4 separate regions of the Homo sapiens genome follow, and regions 2, 3 and 4 are each linked to region 1. Evidence: chromatin contacts called from ENCODE Hi-C or POLR2A ChIA-PET data. All regions are on one chromosome and are shown on one strand. The core of a region is the stretch at or near the end of the contact, and the rest is flanking DNA. Distances in the headings are between cores, read along the strand shown.

The links. A loop is a pair of places that touch in the nucleus more often than their neighbours do. ChIA-PET counts read pairs that join two places held with the same protein, here RNA polymerase II (POLR2A). Pooled maps may share reads with other maps.
Region 2: a map with no recorded cell type shows a loop between it and region 1 (11-fold over the local background). The contact joins the promoter of EFNA3 here to the promoter of ADAR in region 1. A Hi-C loop is called at or near these places in 3 of 37 single-sample maps with no recorded cell type and 8 of 50 pooled maps. POLR2A ChIA-PET finds 5 or more read pairs at or near these places in 4 of 52 experiments (B cell, H1, MCF 10A and 1 more).
Region 3: a loop to region 1 is called in a map of CD8-positive, alpha-beta T cell, with 17 times the contacts of the local background. The contact joins the promoter of PMVK here to the promoter of ADAR in region 1. A Hi-C loop is called at or near these places in 10 of 168 maps with a recorded cell type or tissue (B cell, CD4-positive, alpha-beta memory T cell, CD8-positive, alpha-beta T cell and 5 more), 35 of 37 single-sample maps with no recorded cell type and 24 of 50 pooled maps. POLR2A ChIA-PET finds 5 or more read pairs at or near these places in 18 of 52 experiments (BJ, CD4-positive, alpha-beta T cell, CD4-positive, alpha-beta memory T cell and 14 more).
Region 4: a loop to region 1 is called in a pooled map, with 8 times the contacts of the local background. The contact joins the promoter of HAX1 here to the promoter of ADAR in region 1. A Hi-C loop is called at or near these places in 3 of 37 single-sample maps with no recorded cell type and 9 of 50 pooled maps. POLR2A ChIA-PET finds 5 or more read pairs at or near these places in 2 of 52 experiments (GM10248 and HEK293).

The regions. Positions count from the first base shown.
Region 1 is chr1:154,606,577-154,610,803 of GRCh38, reverse strand. It overlaps ADAR (adenosine deaminase RNA specific), which reads left to right and starts at 2,618. Exons shown (of 15, transcript NM_001111.5): 1 at 2,618-2,812. The coding sequence starts at 2,798. RefSeq lists enhancers at 519-598, 682-1,675, 2,345-2,734 and a silencer at 2,735-2,844.
Region 2 is chr1:155,076,308-155,080,343 of GRCh38, reverse strand. It overlaps EFNA3 (ephrin A3), which reads right to left and starts at 1,507. Exons shown (of 5, transcript NM_004952.5): 1 at 1,275-1,507. The coding sequence starts at 1,402. The region is part of intron 1 of EFNA4-EFNA3 (EFNA4-EFNA3 readthrough); the gene reads right to left. RefSeq lists silencers at 1,249-1,398, 1,429-1,588.
Region 3 is chr1:154,934,855-154,938,895 of GRCh38, reverse strand. PMVK (phosphomevalonate kinase) reads left to right here and starts at 2,177. Exons shown (of 5, transcript NM_006556.4): 1 at 2,177-2,305. The coding sequence starts at 2,211. RefSeq lists enhancers at 787-1,728, 1,708-1,907, 1,729-2,671 and a silencer at 2,628-2,727.
Region 4 is chr1:154,270,533-154,274,414 of GRCh38, reverse strand. HAX1 (HCLS1 associated protein X-1) reads right to left here and starts at 1,786. Exons shown (of 7, transcript NM_006118.4): 1 at 1,639-1,786; 2 at 817-1,079; 3 at 454-641. The coding sequence starts at 1,691. UBAP2L (ubiquitin associated protein 2 like) reads right to left here. Exons shown (of 27, transcript NM_014847.4): 27 at 3,568-3,882. RefSeq lists an enhancer at 1,723-1,892 and a silencer at 2,030-2,170.

The DNA.
Region 1 (4,227 bases), core at 1,369-3,868:
GGTGTCTTGCTCTGTCTCCAGGCTGGAGTGCAATGGCACAATCTTGGCTCACTGCAACCTCCGACTCCCTGCTTCAAGCGTTTCTACCACGTCAGCCTCCCCAGTAGCTGGGACTACAGGCACACGCCACCATGCCCAGCTAATTTTTTGTACTTTTAGTAGAGATGGGGTTTCACTATGTTGGCCAGGATGGTCTCGATCCCCTGACCTCGTGATCCGCCCACCTCGGCCTCCCAAAGTGCTGGGATTACAGGCATGAGCCACTGCGCCCGGCCTCATTTTGTCTTTTATGCAGAGCATACTATAGTTTGGTTTTGCCTGGCTTGGGACTTTCTGTAAGTGGGATCATATAGTATACATATGGCTTTTCCCACTCAGTATCATATTTAGATAATTAGCTACCTTGTTGCATGCGTAGATCTTTCATTTTTGTTGCTGTATTGTATTCCATCATGGGCATATGCCACCATTTATCCATTTTACTTTTGATGGACATTTGGGTTGTTTCCAGTTTGGGGGCTATTAATTACAAATAATGCAACCATGAACTTCTTGGGGTTTACCATTACCTTTCTAGATAATGGTAAACTGGTTTCCTGTAGTGACTAAGAGCTGCTCTGCATCCTTGCTGCCACCTGGTCTAATCAGATGGCTAATGCTGTCTGTCTGGTGAATGGACAGTAGCTCACTGTAGCTATACTGTGCATTTCTCTGATGTGATGGGGTTGAGAACCTTTTCATATGTTTGATATTTTTTATCTCCTGTGAAGTTGTCTTTCGATTGTTTTTGCCCATTGTTATACCTACTGAGGGGTCTGTTATTCTTTCAACTAACCAGCCCTCTGAAGGCGAATATAAGGATACAAAACATGCTTCCTGCCCCCGAGGAGATGACTTGACAATTCTAGAGGCAGATATATGAACAAGAAGTACATGATAATTGTGATTACTGAGGCATCCATCTTCCCTAGCAGACTAGCTAAAGGATGGCGCTCTTATTTGTGTCATATCCTGGGTGCTTAACACAGTATCTGCCACATAATTAGGTGCTTAGTAAAGTTTTGTTAAATGATCGAATGGGGCGTTTTTAGCGCAGTGTGCAAGTGCCCTATTAGGGGTAGGCGCCCAGTAACTCGAGAAGCATGGAGTAGGAAACCACAAACAGCACCTGCTCCCCCTCCTCTCCCCCTACCTGCTGTGGGGAAGGCCTCCCTTGTAAATTTGAAAGGTTGATTCACGGGAAGCCGTGGAGGAGGTGCATGCTAGGCCAACGAATAGAATGTGCAAAGGCCCAGAAGGAAGACAGAGCCCAGCCTGCAAGGGAATGTTAATTTGGAGTGACTAACACCATGAAAGGGCATCAGCTGGAGATACTGCTATAAAGGGACTGCCTTGTAATTTCATAAGCATGGGGGTAAAATTAAGATTAAACACAGGGAAAGAACATTCTCACAGGTGAGGATGGTGTTGAACCCTAGAATAATCGTTTCCCAGATACCTTGAACAAAAATCCAGCAGTTAGAGAAGCCTGACCATGAAGCAAATTTGACTTTTGTCCCTCTAGATAACAAAAGTTATCTTTTTGAAAGTAATGGTGTAATTTGAATGAGTGTAGAGAAGCGCTGAAGACTGAGCTTTACTAAAGCCTTCAGACCTGGATTTGGCAGCAGCGTGGCCTTAGTCAAGCCTCGGTTTCTACACCTGCAAAGTGGGAATAATGCCTACCTTGGAGGGCTGTTGTGAAGATTAAGGGAGATAATACATGTAAAGTACTTAACCATTTGCCTGGTGGGGTAGTTTTTATGACCTAGATCCTAAATTGTTCACTGCTGCTGTTGCTACTCTTGGTACTTTTTACTGGCTGGCATCTGCTTGCTTAAGTTTATAACATAGTAGGAGCATTAACAAGGTCCCACGGTGGGGACCTTGGTCGTTTGACGAGATCTGCGCTCCCGCCCATCCCCTCCCCCCCCCCTCCACATTGGAGACGCGGCCACCACCGCGCTGGCGCGGAGAGAGGGAGGACCGGGCGTCATGCTGTTTCTGGCCTGAGGTTTTGTGTGCCTTTGTTTTCCTTTTGCTCTATTCGTGTATTCCTGCCTACGGCCTGTGCGGGGAATTAGGAGCTCAGTACTGAAACGGCGGTTTTCCTAAACAGTACCGGACGGGCGCGGGGGCTGACGCCTGTAATCCCAACACTTTGGGAGGCCGAGGTGGGCGGATCTCTTGAAGCCGGGAGTTCGAGACCACCCTGGCTAACGTGGTGAAACCCTGTTCTTACTAAAAATACAAAAAAAAAAAAAAAAAAAAAGCCAGGAGTGATGGCGCTCGCCTGTAATCCCAGCTACTCCGTAGGCTGAGGCAGGAGAATCGCTTGAACCCGGGGGGCAGAGGTTGCAGTGAGCCGAGATTGCGCCATTGCACTCCAGCCTGGGCAAAAAGAGCGAGACTCCGCCTCAAAAAAAAAAAAAAAAGTACCTTCCGTAGTTCTCATGCAGCGGAGGGGTTCGACTTGTAACCGGCCTGAAACCAAGCGTGGCGCAAGATTTGCTCAAGCCCCTCCTCTTGGCCAAACTTTCCGGAGGGGAAGGCTTTCCGAGGAAACGAAAGCGAAATTGAACCGGAGCCATCTTGGGCCCGGCGCGCAGACCCGCGGAGTTTCCCGTGCCGACGCCCCGGGGCCACTTCCAGTGCGGAGTAGCGGAGGCGTGGGGGCCTCGAGGGGCTGGCGCGGCCCAGCGGTCGGGCCAGGGTCGTGCCGCCGGCGGGTCGGGCCGGGCAATGCCTCGCGGGCGCAATGAATCCGCGGCAGGTAAGCCGGGCCGGCCTTGGACCTTCGCCGCCGTCTGGGTTCGTTTACAACCTCACAGGCTTTGTGTTGCAGTGCGTAGCGTGTGCGTCTTGTGAGTGTTAGAGTGTGTGTGTGTGTGTCGTCTTGCCAAGCAGCATTGCTGGTTTAGGAATTTGTGCGTCTTGTGAGTGTGTGTGTGTGGGTGTGTGTCGTCTTGCCAAGCAGCATTGCTGGTTTAGGAATTTGTGCGTCTTGTGAGAGTGTGTGTGTGTGTGTGTGCGTGTGTGTGTAGTCTTGCCAAGCAGCATTGCTGGTTTAGGAATTTGTGAATTTGTATCCTGCTCATTAATTCTGCAGAATGGAGCAGTGCGTGAAGAGGGCTTGGGGGAAAATGCGCCCCCGTCTGAGTAGGAAGGCCTGAGCCCATGTCAAGGCAGACACATCGTCTCCCTTTCTGCTAGGGCCCCTTGTGGAACCCCCTACCCCCGCTTTAGCCCCACTTGAACAACGTTCGGACTTTGAGCAGCGCACACTATCCTCAGCTCACCTTATCCACCTCCTGAAGGCCTTCTGGGAGTTAAAAATGGCACTTAAGCTGTAGGAGAAAGCTTGTTAACCACTTTATAGCTAAAAACTGGGAAAACACAAATGGCCTTCAGCAGGTTAACAGATAAACTGAAATACATCCACATAATGGGATACTGCTTAGTAGTGAAGAGGAAATACTGTTACAAGTAACAACACGGGTGACTCGCAAGTGCGTTATGCTAAGCACGAGAAGCCAGACTCAAAAGGCTGCATACTGTATGAGTCCATTTATATGACATTCTGGAAAAAAAAAACCACAGTTATAGGGATGGAAAGTGGATCCGTGGGTGCCAGGGACTGGGTATCGTGGAAGAAATTGATTGTTGAGTGGCATGAAAAAGCTTTTTAGGGAAATAGAAATGTTCTATATCTTGATTGTGGTGGCGATTGTCGAAATTCATAGATTTATACACTTAAAAGGATAAATTTTACTGTATCTAAATTATATACCTCAATTTTGTTAAGATATATATATATTTTTTTTTTTTTAAGCACTCCTTTGAAAGGATTAAGGACGCCTAACTTGAAGGAAAAGCATTTCTGCACAGGTGTCAGTGTATTGCACTGTGGAACCTGTGTGGTAAAGGCAAAGGGGGTAGTGCTTATCTCTTGATCCTAAATATGTGAGACCAGATTAAAGTGAAATCTGGGAGGCAATGAATGTTAAATGAGTTGTTATGTAATTTGCATAGAGGTGATGCTGAGAGATTTAGAAAGGATCACTGTGGGTTGCTTGCTCACTTTCTTGCTCTCCTATTCCGTAGCTTTCCAAATGGCTGTACTCAACGGTGGCTTGGTGTTTAGGGGATTTAAGGGGGGCAAAAAGAAAGATTAATAATCTCCTCCTC
Region 2 (4,036 bases), core at 258-2,757, 470 kb before region 1:
GGAGAGAGGGGGAGGCGCGGAGCCCCAAACAACAAAGAGCGGAGCGGCGAGCGGCAGCCCCTCCTCCGAGAGGTTGGGGGTCGCGGCCGCCCGGCCCTCCCGGTCCCCTCCCCTGGGGTCTGGCCATTTGCTCCCTGGTCGGTCGGTCCCTGGGGTGGGCAGCCAGAGGCAGTGCTGCCGCCACCGCCCGGGCAGGTGTGACAGTGACCCCCGCGTCCCCAGGGATCTCCCCCTACTAACACACAGACACACACTGATGTGGCCAGGGAGATACACACGGCGGCTTGGCGGGGAGGAGAAGACAAGGGCAGCAAGGACTGAGCAGAATGAGGACCCGGCCCCGCAGCCAGCACCCGGCCACCGCGCCACACACCCCGGGAAACCACACGGCCGCCCTGACACCCGCCCAGACCGCGGCGGCGCCAACAGCCACCCCAGCCCAGACGCAGCTGGCCGCGCGGACAGCGACCGCAGCCCCTTCCCCGACCCGCAGCCCGCTCCCACCCCCAGACGATCGCCGACGCAGACACACAAATCACACACTCAGACACACACGCACACTGACAGCCGCGCACGCCCGCTCACACTTGGAGCCATTCGCCGTCCCCAGCCCGGGCGTGTGTGTGCGTGTGTGACACACCGACATCTCTCTGCCGCCTTCCGTCTCGCCGGTACCCCACGTTCCCATCCTAACCAAGCAGCATTCCCAGGGCCCCCCAACTCAGCGACCCAGCCCTAGCTCACCCTAGCCGGGCTTATCCACACAACCAAGACAACCCATTCGCCTTCCTTCTAGGGAGGTGCTCGGTCGGACTCCCTGCCTCAGCTCTGGACCCCACTTTTAAAAGCAGGAGTCCTAGACAGAACCCCTGGAAGCCCTCATGGCCAAAAACAGGTCATCCCTGGGCCCCAAAATGCAGCGGCCTATCCCCAGCACAGCGCTACCCCCAAACCCCAGCCCAACTGGTGGGACTATGGGACAGGGGCATGCTATTCCAGCGGCGGGTGCGGAGAGAAGCCAAGATGGGGTGGGGGGCCCCTCCAGCAGCCTCCTCCACACGGCCCGAGCGCTCCTTACTATAGCCCAACAGCCTCTTCAGACACCCCCGAGTTTCCTAGACGCCCACAGAGTGCGTCCCCCTCTCCGTCCCCTCCCAGCCCCCAGCTCTGGTCTCCCAGGACTCCCACCCCGGGATCCCCCAGGACTTCTCGGGCCCACCGGCTCCCCCTCTCACTGAGACGGGACGCGCGGACTCCCAGGGTCCCCGACTCACTGCTGGTTGGAGCTGTTCCAGTACACCGCATGCCGGTTTCCCAGCGCCCCTCCGGGCCCTTGGGCCAGCAGCGGCAGCAGCGGCACGGGCACGAGCAGCAGCAGCAGCAGCAGCGGAGCCGCCGCCATCCCCGGAGCCGCCGCCGCCGCCGCCCCCCGACTGAGCCCCGCGCTCCCGGCTTCTCCGCTTCCCAGCTCCCTGCTGCCGCCGCCGTCGGCCCCCAGCCTTAGGCCACGCCCCCAGCCCTTCCCTCCGCCCTCCTGGGCGCGCCCCCGAAGCCCCGCCCCTGGCGCGCCCCCGACAGGCCCCGTCCCGCTCCGGTCGGGAGCGCGCGACGCGTGGGAGGTGGGGACCGTACTGCCCCCTCGGGAAAGACCAGCGCGTGCCTCGTCTCTCCTTCTTGAGTTCAGTTTGCTACAACTGGTCCTGGGTCTTTTGCTCCCCAGGCTGAATTTCCCAGAAGGATTTGGGAACCCAAGATAAGGATCTCGATCTCAGGGAAGCCCAATCATCTCTGGGAATGAGGGGAAGGAGAAGACTTGAGAAGAAGTTGGGGATCCAGGACCTCTTAGTAAGTAGGGCTGGACCCCTTCCCTTCTGAAAACTGTGGCCCTCTGCTGCGTCCATGCCCCCTTTTCCCGTGTGCATGAGGACTCAGGTGGGCACAGAAGGGTGGTGGAGAAGTCCTCAGCTGGCACCAAGGCTTTGACAGCTGGTGACCTGAAGCCCCCAGCTGAGCATGAGGCTTGTTTATCTTGGAGGCAGAGTAAAAGAGCTCAGCCCCTGAGAATGTCAATACTGGGAGCTGTAAGAGTCTTCAGTGGTCCAGAACCCAAGGCGCAGGAGGGGGTCAAGGAGAGAGTCAGCTGGGGCAAAGCAGGGTTCCCTGGACACCTACAAAGGATTCCTCACTGGCACTTAGGCAGGGCCCCTCCCGGGGCAGCCAGGGTTGTCCCCAGGGATTCTCACTCCTACTCTCAGAGACGCTGATCCTGAGTCAGAGGGCAGAGCACCTTGTGTTCCAGCTCTCACCACAGTCATTGTCCTCACAGTGACACCCAAGCACACACATCACACACACACATTCAGGAAAAAAGGCACAGTCACCCAAAGGCAGAGAACATAGAGACACAGGTGCCTGACACAGACATATGGACACACAGGTACACCTTCCAGACACACATAGGAAAGGGTACTATCAGACTGCTAGAGATCAGGCACAGAGACACCCAAGCACACACCTATATCCATCCACACACAACACACACACAAACCCACATGCATCCTGACACACACAGTTCCTTGCTCTCCTCTTCTCTCTTTCTAGGAAGTAGAAGTTCAGGAAAAGGGTTCAGAAACCAGACCTAGGGCTATCTGTCCCTTATCTCTTCTCTTTTGGAGAGGCCCAGACCAGGCGGAACCAGGCCTGACTGGGTTCTCAGAACGCAAGCCAACCACCTGTGTCCAGGGAGACAGGCATGCTGCTACTTTGCTTCTATCCTTCAGGAGAGGGAACATGCAGGCACCTCCCTATCTGCTTATCTGTGGCAGGACAGAGTCTTGACCACAAGTCAGCCTCAGGTGCTAGGCTGGGGGCAGGGGCGGTGCTATCCAGAATAGGTTCAGTGTCTGACTGCTGCCAGGTGAGAGTAGTCTCTGTTTTCTCTGGGCTCCTCTCCACCCCAGGAGATCTCTTCTTCCTTCTCAGGAGCCAGCAAATAAATTAGGCCCCTTGGGATGGGAGTGGGGGACTCTGCAAACAGCTCTCCCTCCCTGCAGGCTCCTCATCCCCAGAGAGATTTGTTTCACCCAAATGATGCTAACCTGCTTACTCCAGGTGCCACAAATCCCAGCCCCCTCCACTCAAATCATATTCCCTGCTCCACAAGGGCAGCTTCTCTCTGTAGGGGCCCACAGTTGGCAGAGACGCTGCTCATATTGATAGTGAACAGGAACTTGCTGGTTTGGTCTAGGACTTTAAATTCCATTTTAGAAAAGATATATCCCTGTTTATCGAATCTAGGTTCTGCTTAAGAATTTGGGCCTTTTTCTATAGGGCCTGGGTACTCTTTAGAATCTGGCACCCCCACACCCACCCTCCAATAATAACTGAGCCCTTCTCTTAGAATCCGGAGCCCTCTCTACAGGATTTAAGCAGCTCTCTCTATGGAGTCGAAGCCTCTGGTTTTGAAGTTGAGATACTCTTTATAGGGCCTAGCTAGGCCTGTGTCCGTGGGATCTAGTGCTTTGTCTACCTGGGCCTCTATCCATAGGGCTGCTAGCTGATTTGGGCCTTTGTGTGAATTAGAAAAAGGACCCTTCTTTGCAGGCTCAGTCCCTAGGGTGCATCTCTTGGCAAGTGGTGCCTTTGTGCAAAAACAAAGGTGCTGCCTCCTTCAGTGAGAGGTGGCTCTAGTGGCTCCCTGTCTTAGTGAGGGAGCTTGGGCCGATGTCCCCTTCCCCTTGGGTGGCTCCTTTGTGCCATGCACAAACTATATGACCATATATGGCAATTCTGTCTACAGGATATGTGCTTCTAGCTATAATGCCTATGTCTGTCTATAGGCCTCTATTCATAAGGTCTGGGCTTCTCTAGGGACTGAGTCCCTGTGTATAAGATCTGAGCCACTGTCCACATGCCCAGGGCCTAATCTAAAGGCCTGGGCTTCTCTCTGTGGCATGTGAGTCATGGAAGGACCCAGGCCTTATTGATGGGGTCTAGACGTTTGGGTATAAATGTAACTCAAATTGTTTCTGACTGT
Region 3 (4,041 bases), core at 928-3,427, 330 kb before region 1:
AAACAAAAGAAAATGAAAATGAACCACCAGGATTGCTGGGCTGCCAGTACTGAGGAAAGCAGGAGGGTAGCGCAGGCAGGTGGCATGAGCCTTAGAGGAACCATAGTTTTCCAAGAGGCAGGATGAGTAATGGTGTGGAAATTAAAATGGGGAGGAAGGGAGGCCATAGACTCAAAGCGGATGCTGAGGGATGAGGGCTGGGAGACTAAAGCCTCCACTTGAGACACCAGTAAGGGACAGTGGAGTTCAGTTGAGGCATACTAGGAAGCCTAGTATGGGGGAAGTTTTTTTTTATTTTTTGAGACGGAGTCTTTTTCTGTTGTCCAGGCTGGAGCGCAGTGGTACAATCTTGGCTCACTGCAACCTCTGCCTCCCAGGTTCAAGTGTTCTCATGCCTCAGCCTCCTGAGTAGCTGGATTGCAGGTGCCCGCCACCACGTCCAGCTATCCAGCTAATTTTTGTATTTTTAGTAGAGATGGGGTTTCACCATGCTGGCCAGGCTGGTCTCGAACTCCTGCCCTCAGGTGATCCGCCTTGGCCTCCCAAAGTGCGGAGATTACAGGCGTGAGCCTGGGGGAAGTTTTCTGATCGCTCACTAGGTATTCAGGGAGCTGGATCTCAGAGTCAGAGAGGGAGGTAAGGGGCGTGCATTGGGTCAGGTGAGGAAAGAGACTCCGGGAGTAAGTTCTGACTCCTTCCATGTGACTCAGGTAAAACAGGAGATGTGGACTTTCCGTGGAGGCCCAAATACATGTTTATTGAAGATGAGCTGGAAAATCTGATTCTGTGTTGAATGACGAAGTGCTAAGAATAAATAACAACCCCTTACATCTGGATGATACTTGAGAACTTACAAAGTATTTTATTGTACCTTGTCATATATTTTCTTCATTCCTTTCTTATTATAACCCTGGGAAGTGGGCCTTATCAGTGGTAAACTCAGAGTGACTTGCTAAGTGTCCAAGCTGGGACTGAAAATCCACTCTGTGCTGCCTTCTAGGGCGTTGATGAGTGCAGTGTTTTCTGGGTTGCTGAAAAAAAACAAAAAAAACCCCAAAAAACAAAAAACCACCTCCTTAAGTCTGTTCTTTTTGCATCTGACCACTCTCCTGTGCCTCTTTTCAACATTCAGGAAATTAATGGTTTCTCCCTAAGTCTCCACACTACACTTTTTCTCTAGTGGAGGCAGTAATGAGTTGCAGGCTCTGTTCTGACATGCTCAGAAAAATGCAGGACGGCAAGTCATAGCCAAAAACAACTCGACGTACTCAGCTGGGGCAACCCGTCACCTACTGCGGGAAGAGGCAGAACCGGGGATGCAGGGAAAGGACAGATTATTCTTATCCTGCCTCTCAAACTTCTGGCTGGGAGCCAGACTTCGGATGAAACCAGGCAATCTCATCTAGGGATTCAACGCTCCCTTACTATTGATGTCACCCACGCCGTTTGCTTCCGAAAACCTTTGGGCCGGAGGCTGCGGCTAGAAAAGCAATCAAAGGTTTCTCGCCGGGCTTAAAGGGCCACATCTTAGTGACGTCTCGGGTTATAAAATCTGCTTGACAATGAAATATCGTGTGCGCGATTCTGCTCCTCCCCCGACATGACGTGGCCAGACACGCCGCTCGCGTCAGGGCTGCCTTACGCCCCCAGGAAGACCCATTCCCACTCTGGGGCGCGCGCAGATTTGCTGTGGCACATGTACTATAACGCACAGGCAAAAGGGCAGTTTCCAAAACGTCTCCAACGTGATCTCACTCCAGAGATTTTTTTTCCTAAAGTTTTAGGGCTGCGCGGAAGGGAACATGGGGTTCACCTCAGGAAATTTCAGACGTCACCCCCCTCGGAGGAAGGTAGTCGCGTCCGGTTCCTCCCCGGGTGTCAGTTAAGCAGGCCAGGCTGTGAGCGAAGGTTCTGGGCGGGGCTGGACTGTTCTAAGTGAGTTCGGGTGGGGGAGCTTCACGAGGGGAGGCTGCTCTGTGAAGGAACCGCCTTTCTCTCCGCGTGTCTCACCCTTTTCTCCCCATATCTGTTTGGACATGAGCTGAGGGCACGGTCGCGGGCGGTCAGCCCTGTTCGCAGCTACGGCGAGGAGGGGCGCGATTGTTCCTTGTTGCCGCTCCGCTTAGTGGCCGCGTCCATTCCGCGCGGTGTCCCGATTTTAGGGGTAGGGAGAAGTGTCAGCTTCAGGCATCGCGAGGCGTGGCGGCCCCATGGCCCCGCTGGGAGGCGCCCCGCGGCTGGTACTGCTGTTCAGCGGCAAGAGGAAATCCGGGAAGGACTTCGTGACCGAGGCGCTGCAGAGCAGGTGTCCGTGAGGCGGGAAAGGTGGAAGGGGGAGCTCTCCGCATCACGTGACACGAGGAGTGCTTTTGGGTGTCACGGAGTGAGCTTTGGAGTACGGGTCGTCCGTTTGCAAGGCAGGAGGAGCACTGGGCTGGGGAAGGTGGAATGCCACCATTACATAAAACAGTAGTCTACACAGGCGAGCCTCAAAGAAGCAGGTGACCACCTCTCCAAAGACCTTCAGCTGCAGGTCTCTCTGAGAAGCATTAATAATGGTTCCTACGAAGGCACTTTCTATATACCAGGCGTTGGATACCAGCCTGGGCAACATGGCGAGACCCCGCCTCTACGAAAAATCCAAAAAGTAGCTGGGCGTGGTGACGCGTGCCTGTGGTCCCAGCTATTCAGGAGCCTGAGGTAGAAGAATCGCTTGAGCCCGGGAGGCGGAGGTTGCAGTGAGGCGAGATTGGCCACTGCACTCCAGCCTGGGCGACAGAGCGAGACCCTGTCTTAAAAAAACAAAACAAAAAACCCTCTTCACCTCTTTGTTAGGTACTGTGTGCCATTATTAGCATCTCCATTTCACAGGTGAAGAAACTGAGGCTCTTAAAAAGTTAAACAGGCCGGGTGTGGTGGTCATGTCTGTCACCCCAGCACTTTGGGAGACAGAGGTGCGAGGATGGCTTGAGAGCCCAGTAGTGGAGACCAGCCTGGGCAACACAGTAAGACCCTAGTCTCTACAAAAAAATGGAAAAGTTAGCCTAGTGCGATGGCGAGCACCTCTAGTCCAAGCTACTCAGGAGGCTGAGGTGGGAGGATCGCTTGAACCTGGGGGCTACAGTGAATTGTAATCATGCTACTGTCCTCCAGTCCTTGCAGCAGAGCCTGAGACCCTGTCTCGAAGTAAAATAAAATAAAATAACATACGAAGTTAACAACAAAAAACCCTTGCTGGTCACAAAGTAAGTGGCAAATCCAGGATTCAAATTCAGCTTTGTGGTTCATGATGGGCATCTCAGCAATTAATATATAATTGAAACAAAAAGAAAAAAAACCCAAACAAATTCAACTTTATCTTGCGCCAAGGACTGGTTTCTTTCTGTTTTATCTGGCTGCCTCCCCAAATAATAATACCTTTTGCACAGTGTTTTCTGTCAAAGCAAGATCTTCTGTGCAGGAGCATTTTGCTGAGACCTGGGCTAGGAGAGCAGAGGTTGGGGAGAAAGTGGGGCTCCTCTCCTCTTGAAGGCCAGTGTGGTGGGGGTACCAGGAAGCTGCTTTTGGGTACCACGGGGGTTCTATGAAGGTGTGGGAGAGCCCAGAGCAGAGGTCACCACCTGAATTTTTCATCACTAAGTATCTCACCACCTTTTCCTAAGTTGCATTTCTCCTCACCTCCAAACCCTGACGTCAAATAGTGGTCCGAAGCACAGGCTCTGGAATTAGACTGCTGGGATGCAAACCCTGGCTCACTGTTGATTAGTGTGTGATCTTGTACACATCTGTCATTCACTCTGTGCCTCATGTTTTTTTTTTTTTTTTTTTTTTTTTTTTGAGACGGAGTCTTGCTCTGTCACCCAGGCTGGAGCGCACCCAGGTTGCGGCTCACCGCAACCTCTGTCTCCTGGGTTCAAGCGATTTTCCTGTCTCAGCCTCCCGAGTAGCTGGGATTACAGGTGTGTGCCACCATGCCCAGCTAACTTTTGTATTTTTAGTAGAGACAGGTTTCACCATGTTGGCCAGGCTGGTCTGGAACTC
Region 4 (3,882 bases), core at 537-3,036, 340 kb after region 1:
ATTAGCTGGGCGTTTGGCAGGCGACTGTAATCCCAGCTACTCAGGAGGCTGAGGCAGGAGAATCACTTGAACCTGGGAATTGGAGGTTGCAGTGAGCTGAGATTGTGCCACGGCACTACAGCCTGGGCAACAGAGCAAGGCTGGGTCTCAAACAATTTTTGAGATGGAGTCTCCACCTCCTGGGTTCAACCAATTCTCCTGCCTCAGCCTCCTGAGTAGCTGGCATTACAGGCACCTGCCACCATGCCCGGCTAATTTTTTGTATTTTTAGTAGACACGGGGTTTCACCATGTTGACCAGGCTGGTCTCCAACTCCTGACCTCTGGTGATCTGCCCACCTCGGCCTCCCAAAGTGCTGGGATTACAGGCGTGAGCCACCGCACCTAGCCAGTCTTTGCACTTTATTAGTGGTCTCTCACAAGCTCTCACTTCAGGACCAGATGGGATACTCACCCTATGAAATGGCCTCTGGGAGCCCCAGTCTGGTGCTGGTTGGGGGGATTCACTTCTTGCATCACTCTCCAAGACCCCCCCAAAGATCCTGGGCTGGTGACTATCTGGATACTTAAGCATTGAGTCCCGAAGTGTCTGTCCCTCCCGTAGTCTCTCACCAGGTGTCTCTGACTCAGGACCTGGAAGTTCTGCAGAAAGGTGGCAGGTGTTTGCTGGGATGGGAAAGGACTTGGGCTCTATTAATCTCTCTGAAATCATCAGTCTTCTCACACTTCCCATCCCCCAGCTACTCCCTGCAGGCTCTTTATTTCACCCACCAACCCACCAGAAACCACAGGTTGCCCCTTAGGGAAAGCCACACACCAGGAGGATGGGAAGGCAAGGTCCAGGCCCCCATATCGCTGAAGATGCTATTGAAATCTCGTACTAGGTCATCAAAGCCGAAGTTATCGTGGAAACGTATCCCTCCTCCTGGGCTGAAGCTGAAGCCGAAGCCAAATTCCTCAGGGGGGTGCTGAGGACTATGGAACCTTGGGTTCCCACGGCCCCATGAGCCCCCTTCTTCTTCTTCTTCCTCATCATCATCTTCATCTCGAGTCATCCCTCCAAAAAAGGGATCTCTGTGGCTGAGAGTGGAGGCAGATTGGCCACCAATATTTCAGCACTATTTAAGCCATTAAATCAACTCATGGGTGGCAAAGTGGGACAAGAGCAAGGGGTCTGGGAAGCTAGGGAGAGGGTCGGAGGACTGGCTGCCACATCAAAACATTAATACAATGGCTGACAGTTCTTTTTTTTTTTTTTTTTTTTTAATCAAAGTCAGACCTCAGCTCGCAGCTCCCTTCATACACCTTCCCCCAGTTTTTCTTCAGTGTGCCCCAGTCCCTCCTCTCTCTCCCAAGGTCCTGCTCACTTGCTCACTGTCTTATTCCCCAGACCCTCACGGTCTTCCCCGCCCGGGTCCCTGTTGCATCACCCCAGGTTGGAGAAAGGCTTAGTTTGCTGTTTCTCCTCTTAATGACCGCCTTGGTTACTGTGGCGGGGTGAGTGTTCAATGTTGCGACTTCTGTCCTCTCTGCAGGAGTTGAAGGAGTGGGACAGAGGATGTTTTTCCAAAAATAAGACGTAGGGGTCAAGCTCCCCTCAGACGACCCCCACCCTTGTCCGAGCCGGACCTACTCTCACCTCCGAGGTCCAGGAAAGCCGAAAAAGCCCCGGAAGAGATCAAAGAGGCTCATTCCCGTACTGGGACGCGAACCTTTGAACCCCTCCAGTGGTCCATTCGCAGACGGGGGAAACCTGCGCAGCCCTGTGAGAAATTGAGCGAGGCGTCAGCCCACGCTACCGGAAAGCAAGCCCGCGATCCTGACACTGTCGTAAACGACGGTAAGCCGGACGTGAAATGGAGGCGGGACCGAAGGTCTTCCTCAAATTTGAAAGGCTTTATCTTTACCCCACCTTTCAGAGACCAGTTTCCGTGACGGGAGTGGGCGTGACGCACTTTCAGTTTCCTATGACCGCCTTCCTCCTAAATCTGTTCTTCTTTCTGCAGACCAACTCAGTACGAAAAGCGATTTCGAGGGTTTGACTCTGGATGGCACCCGGATAAAGCCGCCAGAGGGCAGCCCAGCCGCACAAATGGACCGGCTTGAGGGCGTCCCTCAACCACCCCACCCGCGGGGCTGGCCAGCCTCACAGCAGAAGCCACCTCGCTCCTTACTCGGGCGTTCTTTTTGACTGACCTGGGCGATGTCTGCTGTTAGAGGGATGAACAAAATGCTTTTCCAAGCTCCTTCTAGTATTGAATTTCCCAGAGAAGAGATCAAGACATAAGAGACGCATGGACTTAACTTCCTCCACCTCTCTAGCTACTAGGGAGTTTGTTATAACTATATAGAATTCTTTTTTCTAAGCAGGCTCTGCAACCAGCAAGACAAAGGATTTTTAAGAAAGCAAGGGAAGGGAAGCTAGTTGAGTCCTGAGAAGGAACAAATTGGGGGTTATAAAGAAATATCCCTTTGGTATCTTTTTTTTTTTTTTTTTTTTTTTTTTTTTGAGACAGAGTTTTCTCTCATGTTTCCCAGGCTGGAGTGCAGTGGCACCATGTCGGCTCACTGCAACCTTCGCCTCCCAGGTTCTCTCCTGTCTCAGCCTCCCGAGTAGCTGGGATTACAGTCATGCGCCTCCACGCCCGGCTACTTTTGTATTTTTTGTAGAAACGGGGTTTCACCATGTTGACCAGGCTGGTCTCGAACTCCTGACCTAAGGTGATCCGCCCAACCCAGCCTCCCAAAGCGCCTGTCCTCATTCCTTTTTAAAAGTGTTTTGTTCAAAACCTCTCCGAGACCTGTCTCTCCCTGTACCCCATCCCCAAGCCAGACCTTGCTCTAGATTCTTTTTCAAAGAATTGGGTATAGCTATGTCACAGAGAAGCATCCAAGAAGCCACTACTACAGTAGTCCATTCCTAGGGGGAATGGGCCCCAAGGTTTTGTTTTTTTATTTCGTTTTTGGGGTACAGGTGGTGTTTGGTTACATGGATGAGTTCTTTAGTGATTTCTGCGACTTTAGCGCACCCATCACCCGAGCAGTGTACACTGTACCCAATATGTAGTCTTTCATCCCTCACCCCACTCCAAGATTTAGTTCTGCCAGACGATACATGTTGCCTTCACTTCTTTTTAGTTTATTTGCCTGGACCCATCTAAGTCATACTTAAAACTCTATAAAGCATTTTTTTTCTTTGAAATGGTCTCAGCTCCTTCTTGATCCTCTCCATTTTCCACCCAATCTCCTCTATCCCTCTCCCTTTACTGCCTGAAATCGGCTGTAGATGTAGCAGTTTCTGGAGGAAATGAAGATTTGTGGTGGTTCTTTCCAGTCACCAGGTTGTGAAAGTCTTAGGGGTGAGGGGAAGGAAATCCCCTCAAGGACAAGATACTACTACCACATTAAGGTCAGGAGTTCTTAAAGGGCGAAGATTTCATTTTATTCCACTGCCTTCAGGGGCCTGCTAGAGGAGGCCCAGTTGGTACAGTAATACTTATTCACCAAGCTGGTCATCGACGAAATTGAGGATGTCCTAGACGGAGCAAGAATAGGCAGAGGCTGAAGGTAGAGGTTTTCTTTTTATATATACAAGACACATTAATCCATTAAATTTGAGGACACAGTACAAAAAAAAAAAAAAAACAAAAAAAAAACCACTTCAACTAATTCATCTGACAATGCTGTTCATATTCATGACGCCATTTTTTTGTTTGTTGTTGTTGTTGTTTTCCTAATAATAAAGAAGGAGACTTAGGGCTGTTGGGCTGATATATGTTTGGGGGTCCCACCTCCCCGCCTCATCCGTACACCACCAGGGTGAACAGGAGGAAGCAAAGGAAGTGCAGGGCCCATAGCAAAGTTTCATAATCTTGAATGCAAG